2 separate regions of the Homo sapiens genome follow, and region 2 is linked to region 1. Evidence: chromatin loops called from intact Hi-C (ENCODE). Cell type or tissue: heart left ventricle. All regions are shown on one strand.

What was found. A loop is a pair of places that touch in the nucleus more often than their neighbours do. Peaks named below come from ENCODE experiments on the same cell type or tissue, not always from the same donor. Only the 100,000 strongest peaks of a DNase experiment are listed, where the experiment ranks them.
Region 2: it touches region 1 in a loop (4-fold over the local background); 8 of 110 quality-filtered maps call a loop at or near these places.

The regions. Positions count from the first base shown.
Region 1 is chr2:30,682,402-30,690,401 of GRCh38, forward strand. No RefSeq gene overlaps it. Among named protein-coding and RNA genes, the nearest start is that of CAPN13, 120 kb to the right of the region's middle. In heart left ventricle, a CTCF peak has its summit at 3,818 (motif pointing right); DNase peaks (open chromatin) are centred at 6,681 and 7,286; H3K27ac peaks cover 2,577 bases.
Region 2 is chr2:30,508,222-30,516,221 of GRCh38, forward strand. The region is part of intron 1 of LCLAT1 (lysocardiolipin acyltransferase 1); the gene reads left to right. Among named protein-coding and RNA genes, the nearest start is that of LCLAT1, 65 kb to the left of the region's middle. RefSeq lists an enhancer at 7,675-8,000. In heart left ventricle, no CTCF peak of the experiment used is centred here; a DNase peak (open chromatin) is centred at 3,070; H3K27ac peaks cover 5,568 bases.

The sequences.
Region 1 (8,000 bases):
CATTGGTCAGTTGATGATCAGTGGCTCTATTCAGGGCCTAGGACAGCTGGTTACATAATCAAGTCAAAGCCTGAACTACCTTGTAACTCTTAGGGTTCCCTGCTCCGCTGAGTGCAATGGTTTGTCTGGCTTGACACTTTTACAGCTTCCAAGACCCCTTCTCTGACAGCCTGTGAGCGCCTGTGTGTAGGCTGATCCTTGCAGCAGTCTCGGGGTACACCCTATGCCCAGGTGGGGAGAATTAACCTGTAAGAGCTACTTTTCACTTTTAGTTATTTAACTTAATATGTGCCATGAGGCTTTCAAGAAGTCTTGGTTGGGACTTCTTTATATCAAGGAGTTAAAAAGGAATTATTTGAGTTCAAGAGAAAGGAAAGATTAATAACATGGAAAACATCACCATCATGAGAAGCCTGTACTGGCAGTGTGTGCAGGTCTCAGTGAGCATGGATGTCTAGTGAGTGTTGTAAATATGCAGCACCCAGTGAAATGCAAGGTGCAATCTCACAGCAGACCGTGCTAAGACATCATTATTCCTGCACTATAAAGGCAGACTAGAAATCTGACCACTAAATATTTTAATAATAAAAGGGTAATGCTTATTACTCAATTAAATAAAATTTCCTACTTATTGTTATATTCCAAAGGATATCTATGATAGCAACATTTGGCTCCAGCTCAATGCTTATCTTAAAACTTGGCCATTTTGCATTTATCAGGATGTGTTTTTAGTGTACCTCTAAAAGGGTCCCATTGAGGCTTTTGTATTTCTTTCCCTGATAGGTATTTCATCCTTGTTAAAAATAGAGCCTCACATAAAAGCTGAAAACATGTTCCATCTCTGTATTAGTCCATTCTTACACTGCTATGAAGAAATACCCTAGACTGTGTAATTTATAAAGGAAAGAAGTTTAATTGACTCACAGTTCAGCATGACTGAGGAGGCCTCAGGAAACTTACAATCATGACAGAAGGGGCAGCAGACACCTTCTTCATGAGGCAGCGGGAGAGAGTGTGAGTGAGAATGAGGAAGTGCCACACTTTAAAAGCATCAGCTCTCATGAGAGCTCACTCACTACCATGAGAACAGCATGGGAGAAACCACCCCTCATGATCCAATCACCTCCCTCCCTTGATGTGTGAGGATTACAGGTCCCTCCCTGGACACATGGGGATTACAAACTGAGATGAGATTTGGGTGGGGACACAGAGCCAACCCATATTAGTCGCTAACTGCTTCTTTATGCTGATTCTCAACCTCCCCCTGAAACATTGTTGATCCAGGTCACTGAGATCTCAGGTTGAGGCGAGTCGCGAAGTCCTACATTTCCTCTGGGGAAACAGTGTGAGTGAGCGCCCATCCCATGGGTGTGAACCAGCCCAAATGAGGTGCTAGTAAACCAGGTGGAGTTGCCCCTTCCAGAACCATCTCCCGGTCTTCTCTGGCCTCCACTGTCCCCAAGCAAAGGGGAAGAACCACAGCTTTGTCCTGGTTAAAAGGACTCTGCAGTCACTGCTGGGTCTCTATTTAATCACAGTCCGTTACCACCCAGAATGGTTCCTGAGCCCTCCGCTCCACTCCACATACTGAGCAGAGTTTTGAAGTGTGATTAAATGGTTCATGCGGTGGCCAAAAGGAAGTAAAGGAGCAAATGGCAGGAATAACCCACGAGGATGGCAATCTGCTGACTGAGGGTCAAACATCCCACAACATTATGGTGAACGTGCAATCTCTATTTTTCAAGTCAGTCTGGATTTCAGATGTTCAGTGCCACTTGCCTGATACATTCATGGTATTCTTGTGAGCCGACCATGCCTCCATCTGGGAATCAGAACAGGTAGTGACAGCCTGTAGAACCACCCAGCTGAATGACAGGACAGGTCCCGGAGCTGCTGGAATTGTTGCTGAAGCATCTCCCCCACCGCAGATGATAATGCCATTGATGAAGTTCACTCCACTTTGGGAACCCCCTGAAGGAACTCGTGCCATTCATATTTGGTCATGTGCGTATTCAATGTCTTCCATCTGCTCACACTGTAGAGAGCAGTTTGCTGTATTTTTCTGCCCAATGGGCTGCTTTGGTTATAGATTATAAATAATTTATTTCCAGAATCTCAAGACTTTCCTTTTTCTTTAGGATTACATTTTGTATTTTTCATGTGGTTTGCCCTTCTGGGAGAATGTTCTCGGGTCTGAGTAACTTATTTTGGTTCCTCGAAACTGCTTTGGTTTGCACAGATGGTCTTCCTTTCAACCACTTTCCGTATTTTAATGATCTCTTATTCTTATGGAATTATTCCAAGTGACGTATTTGGTTTCAAGTTTTAGGCTGAAACACAGTTTTTTACTGCTAATTCCTGTCCATATGCGGTGTTTCATCTTTTGGGCTGACTGGGTGAAATCTGCAATTAGCTGTGGTCACTGGGGCACTGTTTCCCAAAGTAGGGTTTGTGCAACACCTGCATTCATAGTCAGCATGCTTCTCAAAAATGTAAATTTCTTGGACTAGTTGCAAACCCCCTGGTTTATAATTTTGGTGAGGGGCTGGGGAGTGGGGAGGGGGAAGGGAGGAGGCCCTGGAATCTGCATTTCTCACAAGTGTAGCAGGTGATGCATGTACACCATAGAATCTGAGAACCACAACCTAAGAGAAGGAGTGTAGTCTGCTGTGCTCCCAGACTATGTTTCTCCACACATTGCAACTCACAGGACCACGCTGTGAGAAGGACTCTGGCATTGGGTCTTTTCACCTGATCTTGTGGCCAGGTGTGGCTTGCTGCAACCGTCATTCCATGCAGAATCTTGCCATTCTGAAGGTGAACTGCACTATTATAGTTGGACTCCATGGAAATCAACCTGGCCACAGTGCCCAGGATGCGTCTGAGTGGGCAGAAAGGGGCACTTGGGAGGTCAGCATTCCCCAAATTTTCCACATAGAGGCAATATAAAAATGATGACATTTGCATTGGGAGTGCAATGTGCATTGGGAGTACCAAAGGAGGCTTCCTGGGGCTGCAAGATGCTAGTCCAGAGGCCCCAGCTTCCCCAAGCCTGATCTGGTTGTGTCCAGGGCCAAGGAGATAAAACCCTAGCATACCTGTATCCCATTTGTTGGAAGCCCTGTGTTAGATGTCTGTTGCTATAGTCCAGAACAGAAATAGAAGATGGCCTGTAGGAATAGTAGGGAGGGGATGAAGCAACAGATACTGAGGGTGGGGATTTTAGGACTTAACTAATCAGATGTGGGGAAACCAGAAGGGAAGGTATCAGAGGGCATTGGGGTCTGAGCCCAGCTGGGAGGTGGGGCCACTAACAGCAATAATGAGAGCCTGCCCTTGTTGCAGTGGAAGCTTTTATCTACTCTCACCTCTCTCTTCCGTGTCCTGGCCAAAGCCATATCCTTTCCCTGGTCATCTGTCCTGGGGGCTACTCCCAAAGGCCTGAGGCTGTAGAAGTGGGAAGACTGTGGCCCCCCAGGTGTCCAGGCAGATGACTGCTTTCGCTTCTCACAACCTGTGCTCCTACTAACAAGGGCTAGGGAGTATTTTCCCTATTTTATTTCTTAGTCGAGTAAGGCACATGCAAGCTATGTACCTCATTCCATGCATGACTTACTTGCCATGGGCTGGGGAGGGAGTTTATTGCCGGCCTTTTAAGTCCTAACTCAATGTTTTGTGTGTTTTTGCAGTCACCACCAAACAGCCACTTCAGCATATTGACAGAGAGCTTGTTTGCTCTTCATAGTAACCTCTGGCTGTGCTGTAGGCAGGTCAGGCTTCTAAATGGCAGTTTACTGAGGAGGACTCCTGGGCTGAGATTGTGTGGCGGCACCCAAGTCTTCCAGCCAGCAGGTGGCAGAACAGGGATCTCTGAATCCCTAATGCTGGAAAGTCTGGGGCTCCATTCTGATCCAGCAAATCACCATGTTTAGCCCACAGTGCAGCCCCCTCCTTAACCTTCTGCCCCAAACCCATTTGCCAGTTCTTGATGGCAACAATAGGAAAAGTAGGCTTCCAGGCAGGACTGATCCAAGAGACAGCTCTGATTTAAACCCAGGAGTGGGTTAGGTTTTGTAGCACCTGCAGCTCATACAATTTTGAAGTGCCTCTTTAAGAAAAAAAAAAAAAAAAAAGCAAACGTATGCTACTTTTGCAAACTTTACAGAAAACACAGGACCGTGCAGGTAAGGGGTCTTGACGCTTATGCTTTGTTAGCTTCTGGGTAAATCTGCTTCCACTTAAACACACTAAGGACAATTGAGGGCAGGCAGAGGCTTGGGTCACTGTTCCCTCTTGCTCACATTTTGCCTGGCACAGGTGCAAAATTACGGTACCATCGCATTTGAAAACAGCAGTTACCCCAAGCAGTTATCCCTCAAGGCCCTTTATAAATGTCAAGCTAATTATTAGATGATTAGATAATAGCTACAGTGTGTGCCGTCTGGGTGAGCTGTGGCTGCTGCTACCAAAACACCCTGAGAATGCCAAGTGACATGTTTGGAAAGGATTGGAAGGACTAAGAGTTCCAGGCCTGGACGGTGAAAACAAGCCTGGAGGTGGTCTCCAATGGGGAGATGCCTTAGAGGGAAAGGATGAGGAGGGCAGAGGCTGTGGCAGGTGCAAACATCTTCCCCAGAGAAAGGGCTCAGGTAGCAACAGCCACTTACTGAGCATTTGCTGGGTCAGGCTAAGCTCTTTACATGCATTTTTTCGTTTAACTCAAAACAACCTTTAAATGTGGGAAATTGTATTATTCCTAATTACCAGGTGAAAGTGGAGGCTGGACGGCACACACCACTAGTAAGCGGTGGAAAAGTATTTGAACTTAGAGCTTTCTAAGCCCATGTTTTTAACTCCTGAGCTGCTGGTGAGAGCCCTCTGGGCTAGGAACCCCTCTCTCTCCTGGTCTTTTTCTTTTTTCGAGATGGAGTTTTTGCTCTTTTCGCCCAGGCTGGAGTACAGTGGTGCAATCTCGGTTTATTGCAACCTCCGCCTCCCTGGTTCAAGTGATTGTCCTGCCTCAGCCTCCTGAGTAGCTGGGACTACAGGCGCCCACCACCACGCCTGGCTAACTTTTGTATTTTTAGTAGAGATGGGGTTTCACCCTGTTGGGCAGGATGGTCTTGATCTCCTGACCTTGTGATCTGCCTGCCTTGGCCTCCCAAAGTGCTGGGATTATAGGCATGAGCCACTGCGCCCAGCCTTCTCCTGGTCTTTTTCAGGAATGCATGGGAGGACTCATTCTGGGATCATAAATGACATCCCCCAAATTCTACCCCAGATCTGCCTACAGTCAAGCTTGAGGCCTTGTGGGCCTAGAACCAGGGCATCCTGGACTTCCGATGGGCAGGGCTGTATAGGAAGTTATGCCACCAACGAGGTGGTCCTGGACAGGGGCTGCATTAGGTCCATGATTTGCAAATGTGCTCTGTGGAAACTGAGGAAGTCCATGGAGCTTTTTTGGAAGCGGGGAAGAGCAGGACGGCATCTAATGAAAGGGCTCGGTAGGCAGGGTAAGGAAGCTCCAAGGACCCCCTGCCCCCAAATTCTACCAGAGCAGTCCCACCTTTATATGATGTCACGCTGGCCTTCCTGAAACACTCTTTTTTTTTTTTTTTTTTTTTTTTTTGGAAACGGAGTCTCACTCTGTCACCCAGGCTGGAGTGCAGTGCTGCGATCTTGGCTCACTGCAATCTCTGCCTCCCAGGTTCAAGTGATTCTCCTGCTTCAGCCTCCTGAGTAGCTGGGACTACAGGTGTATGCCACCAGGCCCGGCAAAATTTTGTATTTTTAGTAGGGATGGGGTTTCACCATGTTGGCCAGGCTAGTCTCAAACTCCAGACCTCAAGTGATCCACCTGCCTCAGCCTCCCAAAGTGCTGGGATTACAGGTGTGAGCCACCGCGCCCAGCCCCTGAAAAACTTTTTTTGAACAAAGGGATCTGCACCCCCAAAATGTATGCAGGCCAACCTAGGTCCTTCCAGCCCTGCCCCCACACTGGCTGGTTGGGAGCATTGTTCAAGGTTATGCCAGTAGAGCAGCCCCTCTCTTCCTCGTTAAGGCAGCCTGGTGAAGCTTTGAATCCCTCCTCAGAGCTATATTTTTAAATGCATGAAACAGAAGACATAGGATAACACCAATTACATTGAAATACAGTTATCACAATATTTTTATAGAAGCTAAAATTTTTGATATCACATCACAGATTCTTGTTAACACGACAAACAAGATCTAGTGACAGATCTCGCAACCCCCATAATTCTGAAGCAGTGATTAGCTTAAACAATAATTTCAGATATCGTAACAAATGCAGTGATATGAAATGTAACTTTGATTTCTACTGGCAAGTCGCAGATGCTGCTAAAATGTCTGAGGCCTGTTGACTACATTCAGAAGAGCAGGAGATACTCAATTTCAGTGGAAGGTTAGTGAAAATAAGGATATAAATTTTTTCCCCATTCAAGTTCACAGACCCTTCGAATTCTCTCCACAGCCCCACCGCCCCTGTTGTAAATCCATCAGCACAGTATGCTAGCCATTCGGGTCATTACTGCTAATTATAGCTGTTGTTAGTATTTGCTTCAGGCACAGCTGGCACCATGGCCTGGCTGGTCCCAGCTTCACTCATTCCCTGCTCTCAGTCCTAGTGACTAGCGAGGGAAACGTGTCTGCACAGCTTTTCTCCCTGGATGGAAGCCGAGTGCCTCTGGCCTGGAGCCTGTCCCTCAACCTGTCCCTCCACCAGGGAAAGCTGCAAAAGGGAGTCTGTGGCCTTTCCATCCTGGGTCTGTGGGAGTTCATCAGAGCAGAGGGTGGGCTCCTGACCCAGCCTGTCCTCATGGGAGTGCTGCAAGCTGACACCTAAGAGAGAACTGCCTGATTCCTAGGGTGACCTACCCTGTCAACAGAGGAGGGTGTCTCTGTTGCAAAGGCCTGGGAGGAGGTGGCCGGCAGAGCTTCAGAGAGCCATTCTGGGGTAAGCAGCTTATTTTTCCCTCCCTGCAATGGCTTGTTTTCAGACTCATTCACAGAATGCCCCAGAGGCTATGAGACCAAGGAAAGGGTGACACTTTTCCCCTGCACCTATGGTGGAATGGGCACAGAGGAGAACAAGGCTCGTGTGCCTCCCTACTTCTCAGGAAGGAAACTGCCTGTCATCATTGTTTGCAATTTCTCAGACACCACACAGTGGTGCCAGGTCCCTGTTGGGTGGCCCACCGTTTGAAGGGCTCCTGGCTCAGACTGGAAAATGGAGAAGGCAGGGTAGGGTCGGATGAGCCCAGACAGAGCCAAGAAGGTCAGGGCTGGCAGAGACCTCAGGGGACATGTGACCCTCCTGCCTCATCGCCAGGTGAGGAGCTGGAAGCCGGGTCCCAGTGGGTCAGGCCAGAGCCAAATATCAGCCTTTGTCACCTCTCCTGTGGCCTGATCAGTCAGTGCCTTACAGCCTCTCTGGTGGGATCCCTCATCCCTCCTGGTGACGGGGTGGGGAGAGGACAGACATTCAGCCTGCCAGATCCTGATTTCCTCATTGGTAAAATGGGAAAATGATCATCTGTCCCTCAAAGGTTGGCAGGAGGCCTTCATCTCTTACTAAGTGCCCAGCACAAAGATAACAATAAAATCACAAATAAGAGGTCCCTGCCCCTCTCCCCTTCTGTGCTGAGTTCATCTGGAATCCCCAAGGCCCAGCCTCAGGCCTGGTGCTCAGTGGGAACTTAAAGAATCCCTGTTAAAATAAAGATGGATGGCTCTGACCTCCAAATGCCAAGACCGGGCTGTTTGCAAATCTAAAGGCTCCTAGGCAGCAGTGGGAGGAATTTGAGCAGAAACATGGAACAGCATGTCCAAGGACATAAATTCCAAGTTATTTTTGTTGGGAAATCTGAAGAAAATAATTCCATCCACATTCCCCACGTCGGAACTGTTCTCCCAGGTTGGCTTCAGCAGCGGCCCATTCCAGCCACCCCTCCTTCCTGCAGGCAGAGGTGAGGCCCTAG
Region 2 (8,000 bases), 170 kb before region 1:
TCCGTTAGTTGTCTGTTCACTCTGTTGATAATTTCTTTTGCTGTGCAAAAGTTTTTAGTTTTCTGAAATCTCGTTTGTCAGTTCTTGCTTTCGTTGCAGTTACTTTTGGTATCTTTGTCATGAAATCTTTGCCAGTTCCTATGTCCAGAATAGTATTGCCTTCCGGGTTTTTATAGTTTTGAGTTTTATATTTAAGTCTCTAATCCATCTTGAGATGATTTTTTGTATATCGTGTAAGGAAGGGGTCCAGTTTCAGTCTTCTTCTAGAACCATTTATTGAATAGGGAGTCCTTTCCCCATTGCTTGTTTTTGTCAGCTTTGTTGAAGATCAGATAGTTGTAGGCGTGATGCCTTATTTCTGGGTTCTCTATTCTGTTCCATTGGTCTATGTGTCTGTTTTTGTACCAGTACCATGCTGTTTTGGTTACTGTAGCCCTGTAATATAGTTTTAAGTTGGGTAGCATGATGTTTCTAACTTTGTTCTTTTTGCTTAGGATTGCCTAAGCAAAAAGTGAAGAGCTCTTTGGGCTCTTTTTTGGTTCCATATGATTTTTAAAATAGTTTTTTTCTAGTTCTGTGAAGAATGTCATTGGTTGTTTAATAGGAATAGCATTGAATCTATAAATTACTTTGTGTAGTATGGCCATTTTAATGATATTGATTCTTTCTATCCATGAGCATGAAATGTTTTTCCATTTGTTTGTGTCATCTCTGATTTCTTTGAGCAGTGTTTTGTAGTTCTCCTTGTAGAAATCTTTTCACCTTACTGATTAACTGTATTCCTAGTTATTTTATTCTTTTTGTGGCAATTGTGAATGGGATTGGGTTTTTGATTTGGCTTTCAGCTTGACTATTGTTGGTATATAGGAATATTAGTGATTTTTATACATTGATTTTGTATCCTGAGACTTTGCTAAAGTTGTTTATCAGCTTAAGGAGTTTTTGGGCCAAGACTTTGGGTTTTCTAGATATAGGTTCATGTCATCTGCAAACAGGGATAGTTTGACTTCCTCTCTTCCTATTTGGATGCTCTTTATTTCTTTCTCTTGCCTGATTGTTCAGCCAGGATTTCCAATTCTATGTTGAATAGGAGTAGTGAGAGAGCATCTTTGTTTTGTGCCAGTTATCAAGGGGAATGCCTTCACTTTCGTCCATTCAGTATGATATTGGCTGTGGTTTTTGTCATAGATGGTTCTTATTATTTTGAGGTATGTTCCTTAAAAGCCCAGTTATTGAGAGTTTTCAACATGAATGGGGTGTTGAATAGTATAGCTGTCCAGTGGGAATATATTTTGTTTCTAAATTCACCATGTGTTGTCTCCATATTTCAGGATTAGGTCAAAGCAGAATACTTTTTTTTTTTCTTTTTAAGGCAGAGTCTCATTGTCTCCCCCAGGCTGGAGTGCAGTGGCCTGATCACTGCAACCTCTGCCTCCTGGGTTCAAATGATTCTCCTGCCTCAGCTTCCCAAGTAGCTGGGACTACAGATGCATGCCACCATGCCTGGCTAATTTTTGTATTTTTAGTAGAGTGGGGTTTTGCATGTTGGTCAGGCTGGTCTCAAACTCCTGACCTCGAATGATCCACCCGCCTTGGCCTTTCAAAGTGCTGGGATTCCAGGCATAAGCCACGACGCCCAACAAAGCAGAGTGCTATATGACAGATAAAATCAGTGTCATCAGCTGATGTGGAAGCCAAATGTGGCAGGGAGAGCAGGAATTTTATTAGCACATGGTCAAGAAGCCAAGTACAGATTAGGATTTGTGCCAGGTTCACCTGGACACTCTATTCTTGACTCAAACAGATGGTTTGTTTAGTAGCAAGGATTTTGGTGATAACAACTTTCAGAGAGTCTTCCTTTTGTGCCATCCTCTCAGAATTTGGACCGAATGCCTTCTCTATCTAATGTATAGTTGTCACCCTGAAATCTCCCTTTCAGGATCATCCTTCTTGACCTCTCATCTATGATGATCTCTTACTTGCTGTATTTCAGATCTCCCTTAGTCTTTGTTTACTTCTTTTAGTGGAGCCCATTTTCCAGTAGCTTCTTTTTAAAAGATTGTATGGGAAGTCACTTTTACACCTGGCATGTCTGACAGTGTTTTTCTACCAACTACTCTAACACTTGCTACAGGGACGGGTTGGAAATAATTTTCTTTAGAATCTTAAAGTTTTTGTTCTGTTTTTGTCTTGCTCCTGGTATTGGCTGCTGAGATGTTCAAAGCTGGTCTAATTTTTAATCCTTTGTATGTAACCTGTTTTTTCCTTTCTAGAAGGTTTGTGGAACGTTCTTTGTCTCCACTCTTCTGTAAGTTACAGTGGTATTCCTTGGTGAACATCTGTTTTCATCCATTATCTTTGCTATTAGTAGGCTCTGTTAATGTGGAATGTCATTTTCTCCGGTTCCGGGGAATTTTTTTGAGATTGTTGTTGCTGATTTCCCCCTCTCCAATTTCTCACAACTCTTTTTGGCCCTTGTATTACTGGCATATGGGACCTCGTGTCTTGGCCCTTTCATATATTCTTTCTGCTTTCCATCTCTTTATCTTCTGCTGGGCTTTTTGGGAGATTTTTTCTCAACTTTATTTTCTAACTCTTTGGTCGTGTATAATTTTTGCTAATCATTTTTGCTGTTTTAAACTTTCAGTAGCTCTTTTATTCTCTGGATATTTCCTTTCTTCATTTTATTTTCCCACAAGAACATGTTATTGTTTCCTGATTGCAGTATTTATTGTCTTTTTGAAAATGTTAAAGATAGTTTTCTTTGAAGTTTTCTTTTCCCCTGAATAGTTTATTTCCTTCAAGTATACTTTTTTTTCTGTTTAATTTAGTCTCTAATGTCATGTTAGAGTGTTTGCTCAGAAGTCTCATTATCTGTTCCTAATAAAAAATGGGTGATTTAGAAAGCCAGTAGAGGCTTGCACGTAGGTGAGGCTTGTGAACTTTGGGCTTTACTGAGGGGTGATTTATGTGGGCTGTTTATTAGGGAATCCCTCAATGTTTCTGTATTTTCGAACTCCTGACCTCAAGTGATCTGACCGCCTCGGCCTCCCAAAGTGCTAGGATTACAGGCATGAGTCACCGCGCCTGGCCTGTTTCTGTATTTTTGTCTTTCCTCATAGCCTGGTCAGACATCCCAGAGAGTACACTCCTGTCTTCTGCCTAGGACTGTGCTGTTCAATACTGTGGCCACTACCCACATGTAGCTATTTAAATTGAAATATAATTAAGTTAAAAATTCATTTCTTCAATGGCACTAGCCACATTTCAGATGCTCAATAGCTACATGTAGCTAATGGCTGCAGTTTTGGACAGCATAACTAGGGAACATTTCCATCATTGCAGAATATTCTATAGGACAACTGGCATAGGACCAAAGATCTTGTTGCCAGCCATCTGAGAGCTCATCCAGGGAAGATGGTCTGAGGTTTTAGCATTCAGGATTCAGCATGTATATGGTCACTTAATCCCACTGTTCTTAGAGTGGTGACCATGCCCTAAACTGTGCATTTCCTAATTGGGAAACTCTGTTTTACCTTCTCTAGAGAATAGACATGCAAGTTTATGCTGCGGTAGGAGAGGGACAGTTACCCAGAGGTGCAGAGAGAGAAGGGAATCTAGGAATCCACCTGCCCCTCACTCATTACCTAATCCTCTTTATTTTGGCAAACTGCCATTCATCTCCATTTGCATCCAGCAGTACCTGATGCTTCCGCCTCCTAGGCCTTAGGAGGATTCTGTGGGTTTGTTTTCAACTTTTTCCTCTGCTGGCTTACACTTTGTCTTTGCAGGTCAGCCAGGATAGTCAACATTTGGCTTTCTGCTTTCCAGCTTTTAAAATGTTGTTCTTTTTTTGGTTATTCTTTGTAGGTGTGGGATTTTTAGTGTGTTTTTTGAGAGAGCACAATTAGATATTTCATCTTAATATGAAACTCTTCAGACCTTTTTAGTTTTGTTTTTAGTTTTTTGGAATTCTTATTTTATTTCATGACACATTTGTTTTTATCAAAATTAATAAATTTATGTAAGCAAAAATAGAAAAAATTAACCACTGTATAATGTATATATAAAAGGTTATCATATTCTAGATAATGCTTTGTAACTCCTCATTTTCCTTATGTTGATATTGTTCTGCTGGATGTCTTCTCTTTGCCCTCTGGACACGCTCTCCATTCTTTTCTTTTGTCTGCCTCAAGAGACCCAGGGGGCACACTTTTCTCTTATTTCCAGTTGGGTGAGGTCAAGGGGAAGGAAGCCCTCGAAGGAGATAAAAGGGTGGATGGAGATTAAGGAGAGGATATTTATCTCCAGATAGCCTCTTTGTGGCATAATCTTGAGTTTACTATGCCCCTCTGTTGAAATCAGACCTATTAATACACCTAGAAATACATGTACTCACATACACAAATATACATAGATGTACACATTTTTAAAAAATTTGGCTTAAGGCAAAAATGGGATCATGCCATCTATTATATTTTGCAATCGGTTTTATTTACTGAATGTCAAGGATACCCAGTCATATCAGATGATGTGAGTTTCCTTATTCTCTTGAATGCCTGCTTAGTATTTCATAATAAATGTTAAAATAAATGTTCCCCCTTCTCTTATTGGTAGGCTTTATTATTGCCCACTGTTTATTATTACAAATTATACTTACATGAACAATGTTGTATCCATTTCTCTGTGTACTCCTATAAATATTTCTGCGTGATAGAGTTCTTGAAATATAATTATTAATTAAAAATGCACATTTCTGTCTTGACAAGTACTGCCTTATTACTAACTTAAAGGGTGGTACTTAATTTACAGTCTTAGTAGCAGGATAGAAAAATACATTTGTATCTATAGCCCTGCTAATGTTAAATATTGTGAATATTTTCAGTTTTTCTAATGAGATAGAAGGAAAATGGTACTTTAATTTATATTTTACTGATTACTAATGAACATATTTCACAAAAGATGTGTTAGGGTTTTTCACTGGAAAATTTGTTGAATCTAAACTGAGTTTAGATTAATTATTAATGTGTAGTTATATATAAATATACTGTTTGCTACATTTAACTATATGTATTTAAATATATAAATATCAATAAATATATGTATATATAAGTCAGCACAAGTTAATTTTCATTTTCCTGCATTTTTGGAAAAAATGGGGAATTTCTAGGGTTCCCTAGTTACTAGAGTAAAAAATGCAAGAAGTGCAACTTTAGTATAATGTAGTTGAGTGGTTTTGTGTGTACTTTATTGACCCCTAGTCTCATGAATGAATGAGTTTGCATTTGCTTAAACAATATGCTTAATTCATTATATGCTTTTATTATTCATTATTTACTTTTTGGCCTTTAAACTCTCTGCAGTTTTGGATTCTTTTCTCTGTGAAAAGAAAATATCTTGGGCCCCCCAAATCACTAAGCTAAAGGAAGAGGTCAAGCTGGGAACTGCTTAGAGCAAACCTGCTTCCCATTCTATTCGTAGTCACCCCTCTGCTAACTGAGATAAATACATATCTGCTTGCCTTCTGTGGAGGGGCTAATCAGAAACTCAAAAGAATGCAACCATTTGTCTCTTATCTACCTATGACCTGGAAGCCCCCTCCCTGCTTCGAGTTGTCCCGCCTTTCCAGATAGAACCAAATGTTCATCTTACATGTGTTGATTGATGTCTCATGTCTCTCTAAAATGTATAAAACCAAACTGTGGTCTGACCACCTTGGGCACGTGCCTTCAGGACCTCCTGAGGCTGTGTCACGGGTGCCTGTTCTCAACCTTGGTAAAATAAACTTTCTAAATTAACTGAGACCTGTCTCAAATTTTGGGGGCTCACAACTGCATTTTCTGAGAATCTCCTTGGTTATAGGTTCTCTTAGCTCTCTCAATATAAACAGTGTCAGGGACTCGTTAATGGAACTAAATCTTTCATTCCTTTACTTGTAAGTACTACTGATAAATCAGCAACTTGCTTTTGAGGCTTTTGTTTGGATGAGGTGAGAATGTAAAGTGCCTATTTTAGGACATACTTGACATTGTCAAGGGACATAACAAGGTCCTTTTGAACCTTCACATTTACAAATCTATTGTAGCATATCACTTCCCCCAAGAAGTGCTTATGAAGTAAGTAGAACAGAATAAAGGCTTTTTGAGATTAGGATACTAGACAGTTGGCCAGAGTCATTAATTACTACCTAAATGGTTTGTTTTTTGACATCAGCCTTGCAGTGTTCACAATTCAGTTTTGAGTTTCAGCAGATTACTTCCATGTTATGACCTTTGGATTATTCATGAATAGTTGAATCTCTAGATGTTAAATATGTAAATACCAAGAGCCCTCTGTAAAGTTCCTGATAGGTATTCGGTGGTCAAAAGGTAGCCTATATTTAGAATTTCTGTGTTAGTAGAGGCCCCAGAGAGGTTTTCCCCTAACCTCCTAACTTTATAAGTGAGGTGTCCAGGTTAAGTAATGTGGTTGTGATCCTCTGGCTGTTGAGTGTTGGAGCTGCATCACAGACCTCTGTGATACCAGCGTCTGTCAGTCCTGGGATTTTTGCCAACAAGTCCCATGCACTCTCTGTTTGGATCCAGAGCAGGCTCTTAACAAAATCAATCTGTATACTGATTGAGTTCATGTTTATATACATTTCACTTTTGAAACGTTTATATACATTTCACTTTTAACATTTATCCTAAAACATGACTCATATGCCTTAGATATTTTTCCTCCACCCCTAGTGACCTGGCAAATGTGGTTTTCTTGGCCATCCTGGCCTGGGTGTGTGTACTTTCTCCCTCAGGCCTATGTTGTTGTAACCCCCGCTCCCCCACTGCCCCCATTGTATACCTATACCTCAGTAATATGAGTTTAAAAAGTTTTCTGATTAAGCCATGCTGTTTCAAATTTCTGTGACTCTGTAGGTTATTGCCTGGAGTATTCTCTCCCCTCCCACAACCACTTTTCCTCCAAGAGTCTAAAGCCTTCTTTAATCCCTGTTAGCAGAGTTCATCTTGTCTACTTTGATCTACCCTTAACACCTGTTGCATACCTCCTATCCCTCTATTACAGCATGTATCACAGTGAATTGCAATCATTTATTTTCGTACTTAGCTTCCCCATTAGACTCTGAGAGTAACGCTAGTTGCTAACACTTGACTTGTTATGTGAATAAAATAACTAAGGAGATTCTATGAAAATGTTTCCTTCCTGAGCAAGGAACTATAGGTATCCTTAATGGAGTCCATTAATCTTTGTCAGGGAGTGTCCTCCCACACTGTCATATGTTAACTTAAAGAATAACGTACACAGTTATTAGTGAGGTTATTAAGATTGTTGTTAATTCGCTGAAAGGAAAGTGGTCATTTGGAAAAACTTGTTAGGTTACACTTGAAGTAGGCATAGTTTTTCAGGATTATCTACAGTTCACTTCTCTATCTCTGTTATTTGTCAATAAAATGTTATATGCCCTTTTAAAACTGCACTTAGTTTTCAAATGTCTTTTTAAAAACAGTATCAGTATTATACAAAGAATGCACAAAACATGATACTAAATTGCAGTGTTTTTAATTACTTTTCAATCATGGCGTTTTTTATTTTAAAGGGTTTTTAAAGATTAAATATTTAATTTGTCAGTTATTTAACCCAATTTTCTTCCAGCAGAAGCTGGCAACTCCCATTCCTTGCCCTTCCCCAAGTTTTGGTGTGCTATACATTACGTTAGGTATTGAGGGATAGTAATGAGAGACAGGACTAGCTGGATTTCCTAGGCCGACTAAGAATTCCTAACCCTAGCTGGGGAAGGTGACTGTATCCACCTTTAAATATGGGGCTTGTAACTCAGCTCACACCTGACCAATCAGGTAACAGAGAGCTCACTAAAATACCCGTTAAGCTAAAAGCAGGAGGTAAAGAAATAGTCATCTATCGCCTGAGAGCACAGGGGGAGGGACAACTATCAGGATATAAACCTAGGTATTCGAACTGGCAGTGGCAACCCCCTTTGGATC